Regions from separate parts of the Homo sapiens genome. Here region 1 is linked to region 2. Evidence: read pairs that join two places in POLR2A ChIA-PET (ENCODE). Cell type or tissue: PC-9. All regions are shown on one strand. Links, peaks and the distances in the headings refer to the core of each region. The heading gives the core; the rest is flanking DNA.

The links. ChIA-PET counts read pairs that join two places held together with the same protein. Peaks named below come from ENCODE experiments on the same cell type or tissue, not always from the same donor. Only the 100,000 strongest peaks of a DNase experiment are listed, where the experiment ranks them.
Region 1: POLR2A ChIA-PET joins it to region 2 with 5 read pairs; 4 of 35 experiments call an interaction of 5 or more read pairs at or near these places.

Annotation. Positions count from the first base shown.
Region 1 is chr11:46,946,353-46,950,743 of GRCh38, reverse strand. All of the region lies in intron 1 of CSTPP1 (centriolar satellite-associated tubulin polyglutamylase complex regulator 1), which reads right to left. Among named protein-coding and RNA genes, the nearest start is that of CSTPP1, 12 kb to the right of the region's middle. In PC-9, for the core only: no CTCF peak of the experiment used is centred there; a DNase peak (open chromatin) is centred at 2,203.
Region 2 is chr11:46,869,293-46,873,683 of GRCh38, reverse strand. LRP4 (LDL receptor related protein 4) reads left to right here. Exons shown (of 38, transcript NM_002334.4): 29 at 91-309; 30 at 450-584; 31 at 2,051-2,159. It overlaps LRP4-AS1 (LRP4 antisense RNA 1), which reads right to left. Exons shown (of 3, transcript NR_038909.1): 3 at 1-610. Among named protein-coding and RNA genes, the nearest start is that of LRP4-AS1, 25 kb to the right of the region's middle. In PC-9, for the core only: no CTCF peak of the experiment used is centred there; no DNase peak of the experiment used is centred there.

The sequences.
Region 1 (4,391 bases), core at 247-4,246, 77 kb before region 2:
GCTACTCGGGAGGCTGAGGCAGGAGAATTGCTTGAACCCGGGAGGTGGAGGTTGCAGTGAGCCGAGATCGGGCCATTGCACTCCAGCCTGGGCAACAAAGTGAGACTCCACCTCAAAAAAAGAAAAAAGGAAAAAAGAAAACAGTTTCTACTTAAGACAGTATTTAGGCAGCTGTACTACTTAAAAGTTGAAATATTATCTCTGTATTAAAAAATATATATATGAGACATGATCCCTGCCTAAGGGATTAGAATTTAAAAGAAAGTCTTTAGGCCGGGCGCGGTGGCTCATGCCTGTAATCCCAGCACTTTGGGAGGCCGAGGCAGGCGGATCACAAGGTCAGGAGATCGAGACCATCCTGGCTAACACGGTGAAACTCCGTCTCTACTAAAAATACAAAAAATTAGCTGGGCGAGGTGGCGGGCGCCTGTAGTCCTAGCTACTCGGGAGGCTGAGGCAGGAGAATGGCGTGAACCTGGGAGGCGGAGCTTGCAGTGAGCCAAGATCACGCCACTGCACTCCAGCCTGGGCGACAGAGCGAGACTCCATCTCAAAAAAAAAAAAAAAGAAAAGAAAAAGTCTTTCCCCTTTTTGTGTCACCTAACAGCAAATGAAATCTGGGAAATGAAGTTACCCAAATACTACTAACTGTAATTGAAAACAAAAGATTAAATTCTGAACAGCCAAAGCTGTTTTTAATCACTTGGCTAAGTTTGAGAACTTTCCAGTTGGAGAGCCTGATGTCTGGTCCTTCAATAATAGTTATTTTCAGGCCGGGCACGGTGGCTCATGCTTGTAATCCCAGCATTTGGGGAGGCCGAGGCGGGAGGATCACTTGAGATCAGGAGTTTGAGACCAGCCTGGCCAACATGGCGAAACCCCCATCTCTACTAAAAATACAAAAATTAGCCAGGCATGGTGGCATGCACCTATAATTCCAGCTACTCGGGAGGCTGAGGCATGAGAATTGATTGCATGAACCCAGGAGGCAGAGGTTGCAGTGAGCTGAGATTGTGCCATTGCACTCCAGCCTGGGTGATGGAGCGAAACTCTGTCTCAAAAAAAAAAAAAAAAGTTATTTTCTCTTACCATCCTAGGAAAGATAAGAAAAAATTTATAATGTGAGACAAATTCAACCACTTCTTTTCCTTCTAAGTTTGTTTCTCATTTAGAAATATGATATCAAAAATAAATATTTATTGGAAGAACAAAGGTCAAAACAGTCCCTATGTTCAGGCATGGTAACAAAGATTAGCAAGACTCCAAAGGCTATTTGTAAATATACCCTTGAAAAGAAAAAAGGCAAGGCTGTTCTCCCTGAAGATTTAGCCTATCTTTTGCCTGTACATTCACTATTCTTTATCGTGCCAACCCTTGAAGAGAAGGCAAAGACTGCATATGTGAGACTTTAGAAGACAATCATGTTTCTAAACAGCAGGTCTGGTAGTTCATAGACTATCAAGAAAGACAATCAATTTTAGGTTTCATTAAATAGTTTACTCTTAAGATACTAGACGTATATTAATTAATTCAGCCTCTCAACCCTCTGTGAGGTAGCTTTTATCAACTCCATTTGTTGGGGAAATTTGATCAAGGAGAATAATAACAGTGTTTTCTATTTACAAAATACCTTCCCTATAAGGAACTCCACAAGTTTATCTTCTCAATCATCTTTCATTCCTGTGAGGTAGGTGGCAATATTACCTTTCCCACTTTTATAGGTGAAATGCTGTGGCTCAAGGAGCTTAATGACTTACTCACATGGTAGCCTGTATTTTATCCACTAACTAGAATGTACTCTTGAGATTAACACTAGACCATGGACTCAAGGCTTAACTGCACATAACTGACGTGTGGAGCTTCTAGTTTTCTCTATAGCCATCTTTCAATGCATCGCATTCCAAAAAGGACTGGAGTCATGCTTGCTGTTTAAGCTCATGTGTTCACTGTTTATGAAGTTTATTGTTATCATTTCTCTAAATTGGACTACTTAAGTTTCGTCTAGGTGCCCAAGGGCTAAATTATTTTTTGTTTACTGTCTGTGCACCAGCATTGTAAATGATGTCATGAGGAGTGTATAAAACTCTTAGACAAAGCAGCAGGGCCAATAAAAGCAGCTCACTTGGGGAAGAGTACATTTCTTCTTTCCTTTTTTTTTATGTAGCCATCACACAAAAAGATGACTCATTAAGTCCAAAAGAGGTGACTATGCCATGTAAGCACTTCTTACGCAGCCTTCCACAAAGAGACCTGAGTGGCAGCATAAGGCATCCTCTTCTGTGCAATTTCCTCCAGGCAGAATGTGCATTTGTGTGGCTATATACACAATTATAATCTCCTCTGAAAGGCAATTCCTTCCATATGACAGGCTGAACAGTGTCCTGAGTGCTAGCCTCATGTTGCCCAAGCAGTTAACATGCTGATATACCAGACACATTTAATCTCTCCTTTCTGAAAAACTAAGATGGGACAGAAGAGGCAAAGTTGGAAAGAACTCCACACAGAGAGAAAGGAGGCCAGCCCAAGCGCCCAAACTCACTTTCTCATGGGCTGAACTTCTTTGTGTGTTGCCTACTTACGTGTCAATTTGCAGGACTTTGGGGCATGAGAACCATGGAGCCGACCGGTTCTGGCAGCCTCTCCATTTGACAAGCAAAGCCGAAGACGTGTGGCCTTTCATATATCTTACATTCAAAAGTGTTATTGTTTCAAGCATGCCTATTTTAAAATACAGAATTTTCCCATTTAGAACAGGTCTTTGTAAGTTGGCCACAGGAGGAGTTCTGCCACATTAATTTAAAGGGAAAAAAAAAAAGTGGCAATGGGCCCTAATGCAGCTCTATCCCCGCCAGATGCCTCTGTTTACTTTGGGCCAATGGGACTGTCCCAGGTGAGAGAAGTCTGAATTTAAAAAACACCTGATCTGAAGTCCTGGGGCACAAGCAGATTTCTGTCTGAGATTACAGAAACTGAAGCTTGTGTTTTATCACAATTACCTGTAATCTCGGGGCTAGATAATAGTATTAACGAGACCTTGAGTTACACAATAGGACAGCTGGAAAAAAGGCTCTTACTTTCTCCAAAGAATAGTGCTTTAAAAGCTAATTGAATGAAGAAAAAGAACAGGCTCTGAAAGTGCTGTCTCAAACAATATTTACTTTTAGTAGGTTCCTGCTAATCAAACAAAACTTAGTCAAAAGCTTTCCATGAAAAAAATACATTTGATGATTTCAGCAGTAATTGCTTTGTTTAAAGAAAGGTGCTTAAGAAAAAACATAGCTAGTGGGATCAGTAATTTGTAAGTTCAGTTGTGTTTGGGAAAATCCCTCCTCTCTTTGATAAATCATTAAAATTCTGCTCAGATAAATGTGTTTTGACTTGAAATTCCAATCATAGAATGAGCTATTTCCTAAGGCCCCTAGGGAAGTAGTGTAAGGGTGATCCCAACACAGAAAGAGGACCCAGAGATTAGTTTACAAGGGTAATTCCAGTCTTAATCAAAGCATATCACTCTGTCCAACTAAAGGACAGGATCTCATTGAGATGCTCCAAAATTGTAGAAAATCTCCTTCCTTTTTAAAATATTGGTTTTACAAAATGGATTAAATTTTAATGTTATGTAACCCAAACACAGAAACTATGGTATCAACCAAGAAATTAACTTTAGGTATAAATCAGAGTTAAAACCGAAAAGATCCAGAGCAGATTTAATCATCCTTTTTCATTCATGGAAGGGGGGAAAAACATAGTTTCTCTCACATGTTAGGAATTCAGTAACTATTTGTTGAACTGGATTCCTTTCTCCCATTTATTTTAAAATTTATTCTGTTACTTAAAGTAGACCATTCATTCAACAACTGAGCACTTCATTTGGGCCAAGCATTGTGCTAGATTTTAGAGAGAAAAGGCCTGCCCTCATGGCTCACATTCTAATAAGAAACAGACAATAACCAAGTATACAAGTAGGTACACAAGATAACTCTGATAAGTGCTATGAAGGACATAAATAGGATGATGAACCAGAAATAGGATAATGGATCATGTCTCTTCTGCTCTACTATTATTTTTATTTATTTACTTATTTTTGAGATGGAGTCTCGCTCTGTCGCCCAGGCTGGAGTGCCGTGGTGCAATCTCGGCTCACTGCAAGCTCCGCCTCCCGGGTTCACACCATTCTCCTGCCTCAGCCTCGCGAGTAGCTGGGACTACAGGCGCCTGCCACCACGCCCGGCTAATTTTTTGTATTTTTAGTAGAGACAGGGTTTCACCGTGTTAGCCAGGATGGTCTCGATCTCCTGACCTCGTGATCCACCCGCCTTGGCCTCCCAAAGTGCTGGGATTACAGGCGTTGAGCCACTGCTCCCGGCCTGCTCTACTATTATTTTTAAAAC
Region 2 (4,391 bases), core at 298-4,297:
CAGTGGGGTCCAGTTATGGGAACATGGGTTAAAGTTCTACTCTATTCTGGGTCAGTCTGGTTGCTCATCCAACACTGGGCTCTCCCCAAGGCGAGCAGACCTGAACGGCAGCAACATGGAGACAGTGATCGGGCGAGGGCTGAAGACCACTGACGGGCTGGCAGTGGACTGGGTGGCCAGGAACCTGTACTGGACAGACACAGGTCGAAATACCATTGAGGCGTCCAGGCTGGATGGTTCCTGCCGCAAAGTACTGATCAACAATAGCCTGGATGAGCCCCGGGCCATTGCTGTTTTCCCCAGGAAGGGGTAAGTTTATGGCCAGCAGAAGAGAGATCCAGGGAAGAAGGGCTGGGTGGAAAGATGGTGTTAGTGGGTCCTCTGTGTTCTCTCAACCTCTGGGTGCTGTCTTCCCATGCCTTGATGATGATGGCACTGTTGTGTCTCAGGTACCTCTTCTGGACAGACTGGGGCCACATTGCCAAGATCGAACGGGCAAACTTGGATGGTTCTGAGCGGAAGGTCCTCATCAACACAGACCTGGGTTGGCCCAATGGCCTTACCCTGGACTATGATACCCGCAGGTGGGAGTCTTGCATCAAACAGCCTCCTGGAAATCGGGTGGGCAGAAGAGAGAATGGTTGAGATTAACCTTGGAAAAATGAAAAGATAGAAAGCTTCTTGGTATGTGGGGAAGAGGAATCATTGAGAAGGATAAGGGAATATATTCTTAGAGCAGCGATTGCTAAATCCAGCCCTCAACCCTTATGTGGGTTTTGTTTGGCTGGTTTACATGTTCCTAATTTGAGTGCCTTTGGCAGAGCATGTCTTCTGGCTGGACCACAGGTCTCACACCCCTACTCATTTAAGGGCTGATTCTTATATTTGTTATAATATAACAAATCCTGATCCCTTCAGGCTCTGGAACTTTGTTGTTGTTGAGACAGCATCTTGCTCTGTTGCCCAGGCTGGAGTGCAGTGGCGCAGTCACAGCTCTCTGCAGCCTGAACCTCCCTGGCTCAAGCCATCTTCTTACCTCAGCCTCTCAAGTAGCAGGGACTATAGGCACATGCCACCATGCCCAGCTAATTTCTAAATTTTTTGTAGAGACAGCATCTCGCTATGTTGCCCAGGCTGGTCTCGAACTCCTGGACTCAAGCAATCCTACTGCCTTGGCTTCCCAAAGTGCTGGGATTTCAGGCATGAGCCACCACGCCCGACCCAGGCTCCGGAATGTACAACTCCTTGTCTAGATAAGAAATGCTAAGGGCAGGGGGAAGGGGCTCTAAAGCAGTCTGTGCCCCCTTCTGATCCAAAAGAAGGGGAAGGGAATCCAAGACTTCTGGAAAGGTGGTAGAATGCCTTCTTCTTTTAACCTCAGCAAGGTCCATGTAGACTGGGCTCACTTCCTTTTTTGTTGTTGTTGTTGAGACAGAGTCTAACTCTTTTGCCCAGGCTGGAGTGCAGTCGCACGATCTCGGCTCACTGCAACCTCCGCCTCCTGGGTTTAAGCCATTCTCGTGCCGCAGCCTCCCAAGTAGCTAGGATTACAGGCACGTGTCACCACGCCTGGCTAATTTTTGTATTTTAGCAGAGACGGGGTTTCACCATGTTGGCCAGGCTGATCTCGAACTCCTGACCTCAAGTGATCCCCCGCCTCGGCCTCCCAAAGTGCTGGGATTACAAGCGTGAGCCACCATGCCCGGCCGAGTGAGCTCTCTTCTTAAAGACCATTTGTAAGAAATTGGGCTTTGATTATTGGGTAGGAGTCAAAGGGCAATCAAATTCCTGAAGATGAGGCTGGGTGGTGGTTCCTCTGAGGTCACTAGACTTTCTATGCCTCCCCAGAGCAGCCCTGACCTCCCCACTCATGAACCACCAGCTCCCTTCTTCAGCTTTGGGACTCACAATGACCCCTCATCGAGGGTGCTTCTTGAGTTCTCATAGCATCTGCCAGTCAGCTCAGGAGGGGACAAACAGGTTCATAGGGGGAAGAGCTGGGCTCCCTGGCAAGCGTTTGGAGCAGCCACTCTTTTCATTTTCTTCGCAGGATCTACTGGGTGGATGCGCATCTGGACCGGATCGAGAGTGCTGACCTCAATGGGAAACTGCGGCAGGTCTTGGTCAGCCATGTGTCCCACCCCTTTGCCCTCACACAGGTACTGGCTCAGGAGAGAGGTAACTAAACCTCCTTGACTGGGATGTTTCTTTGGGGTTCTAAGTCAGCAGTCTCAGCTATAGCTGCTACTGAACAGACGTGCTATTGCAGCTCATTTTAGGGATTTTTCCTGTGCCCTGAAGCCTTGGTAGGTTGGTAGGGCCACCGAGTGCCTTGCTACTCTTATCCTGCCATTCCCATGTTCTAGCATTCAAAGGAGTGGCTCTCAAAGAGTGGTATACAGAATCCGATATGGTGCTTGTTAAAATGCAGGTTCCTAGGCCCTGACTATAGAGATTATAGAGAAGCTGCTTCATGAGGGCTGGGCACAGTAAAATACATTTTGACAAGTTCCCCAGTTAATCCTAATGCTGCGGTCCCAGCATCTGGGCATAGGGAGCTCACTTAGTGGCAACAGGGTGGAGTGGCTAAAAGCCAGAGTTTTGAGGCATCTAGCCAGTTTGTAAGTATTTAATGAGTACCATCAATTTGCCAGGTACCTGGATTCAAGTTCTATCTGTATTATTAAATAACTGTGTAACTTTGAACTAGAGTGACTGAACCTCTCTCAGCTTCAGTTATCTATAAAATAAATCAGCCTAATAATAGTATCCTCCTGAAATAGACACAAAGCATTAGCATAGTACCTGGCACACAGTAAGCACCACATACATGTTATCGCTACCCATTTTAATTATTATTAGCTGTCACTTTTGAGTTCTAACACAAAAAATAATTTGGGCCAGGAAAAGAAGATCTACCAAGCCTGAGGCCAACAGGAATTCTCGATCATTTAAAAATCTTGGCCAGGTGTAGTGGCTTATGCCTGTAATCACAGCACTCTGGCTGAGGCCAGAGTATCACTTGAGCCCAAGAGTTTGAGACCAGACTGGGCAACATGGCGAGACCCTATCTCTATAAAATTTTTTGTTAAATTAGCCAGGTGTGCTGGTACACACCTGTAGTCTCAGCTACTCAGGAGGCTGAGGCAGGAGGATCGCTTGAGCCCAGGAGGTCGAGCTGCAGTGAGCTACATTTGTACCACTGTGCTCCAACTTGGGCAACAGAGCAAGATGCTATCTCAGAGAGGAGAGTCAGAGAAAGAGAGACAGAAAGGAAAGAAGAAAGGAAAGAAAAGAAAGAGAAATAAATTTGACCCTTTTTTGCCAAATATTGTCAACTCTGTCTGTATTCTATATTATGTCCCACTAGCCAAAAAGCATTTTTTTTGTTTGTTTTGTTGTTGTTGTTGTTTTTAAGATGGAGTCTTGCTGTGTCGCCCAGGCTGGAGTGCGGTGGTGTGATCTCAGCTCACTGCAACCTCCGCTTCCTAGATTCAAGCAATTCTCCTGCCTCAGCCTCCCGAGTAGGTGGGATTACAGGCATGTGCCACCACACCTGGTGAATTTTTTTTTTTTTTGAGATGGAGTCTCGCTCTGTCACCCAGGCTGGAGTGCAGTGGTGCGATCTTGGCTCACTACAACCCCCACCTCCTGGGTTCAAGTGACTCTCCTGCCTCAGCCTCCTGAGTAGCTGGGATTACAGGTGCGTGCCACCATACCCAGCTAATTTTTGTATTTTTAGTAGAGACAGGGTTTCACCATGTTGGTCAGGCTGGTTTCGAACTCCTGACCTCATGATCGCCCACCTTGGCCTCCCAAAGTGCTGGGATTACAGGCATGAGCCACCGCACCTGGCCTAGCCAAAAAGATTTTATCTGGTTTTACTTAATGATAGTCTTTTTTTTTCATATTCTAAATGTAAAACTACAGGGTACTACTGCATATAGGTTTTTCAGTCTACAGGTTTCCCCACAGTTTCTGATATATACCCTTGGATGAGGATGAGAACACCTTCATTGCCCCTCCCTCCCCTTGATTGAGAATTTCACCATCATTGCTTTAGAAGAAAGCTGCCTACAGAAGTAAAGAGAGGATTTGGGGCAGTGCTCTGAGCAAAGGGCCCAGAGGAACAGGAACCTATAAGAACCTTCAAATTTCCTCCTATTTGCTAGAGAGGGAGTCATTCAATCAACTAAATGGGGACTGAGTGTTAGGTGCTAGAATTCAGAGATGAATAGAACACATTCTTGTCCTTGAAGAACTAAACTGGTAGGATGGACAGACCAGTAAACAAATTGCTTGAGTGTAAAAATGTACTTGGGCAAGTGACTATAAGGTGCAGAACTGTATAGAGGAGAGAATGGTGAAGTCTATATGGATTTGGGGAGATT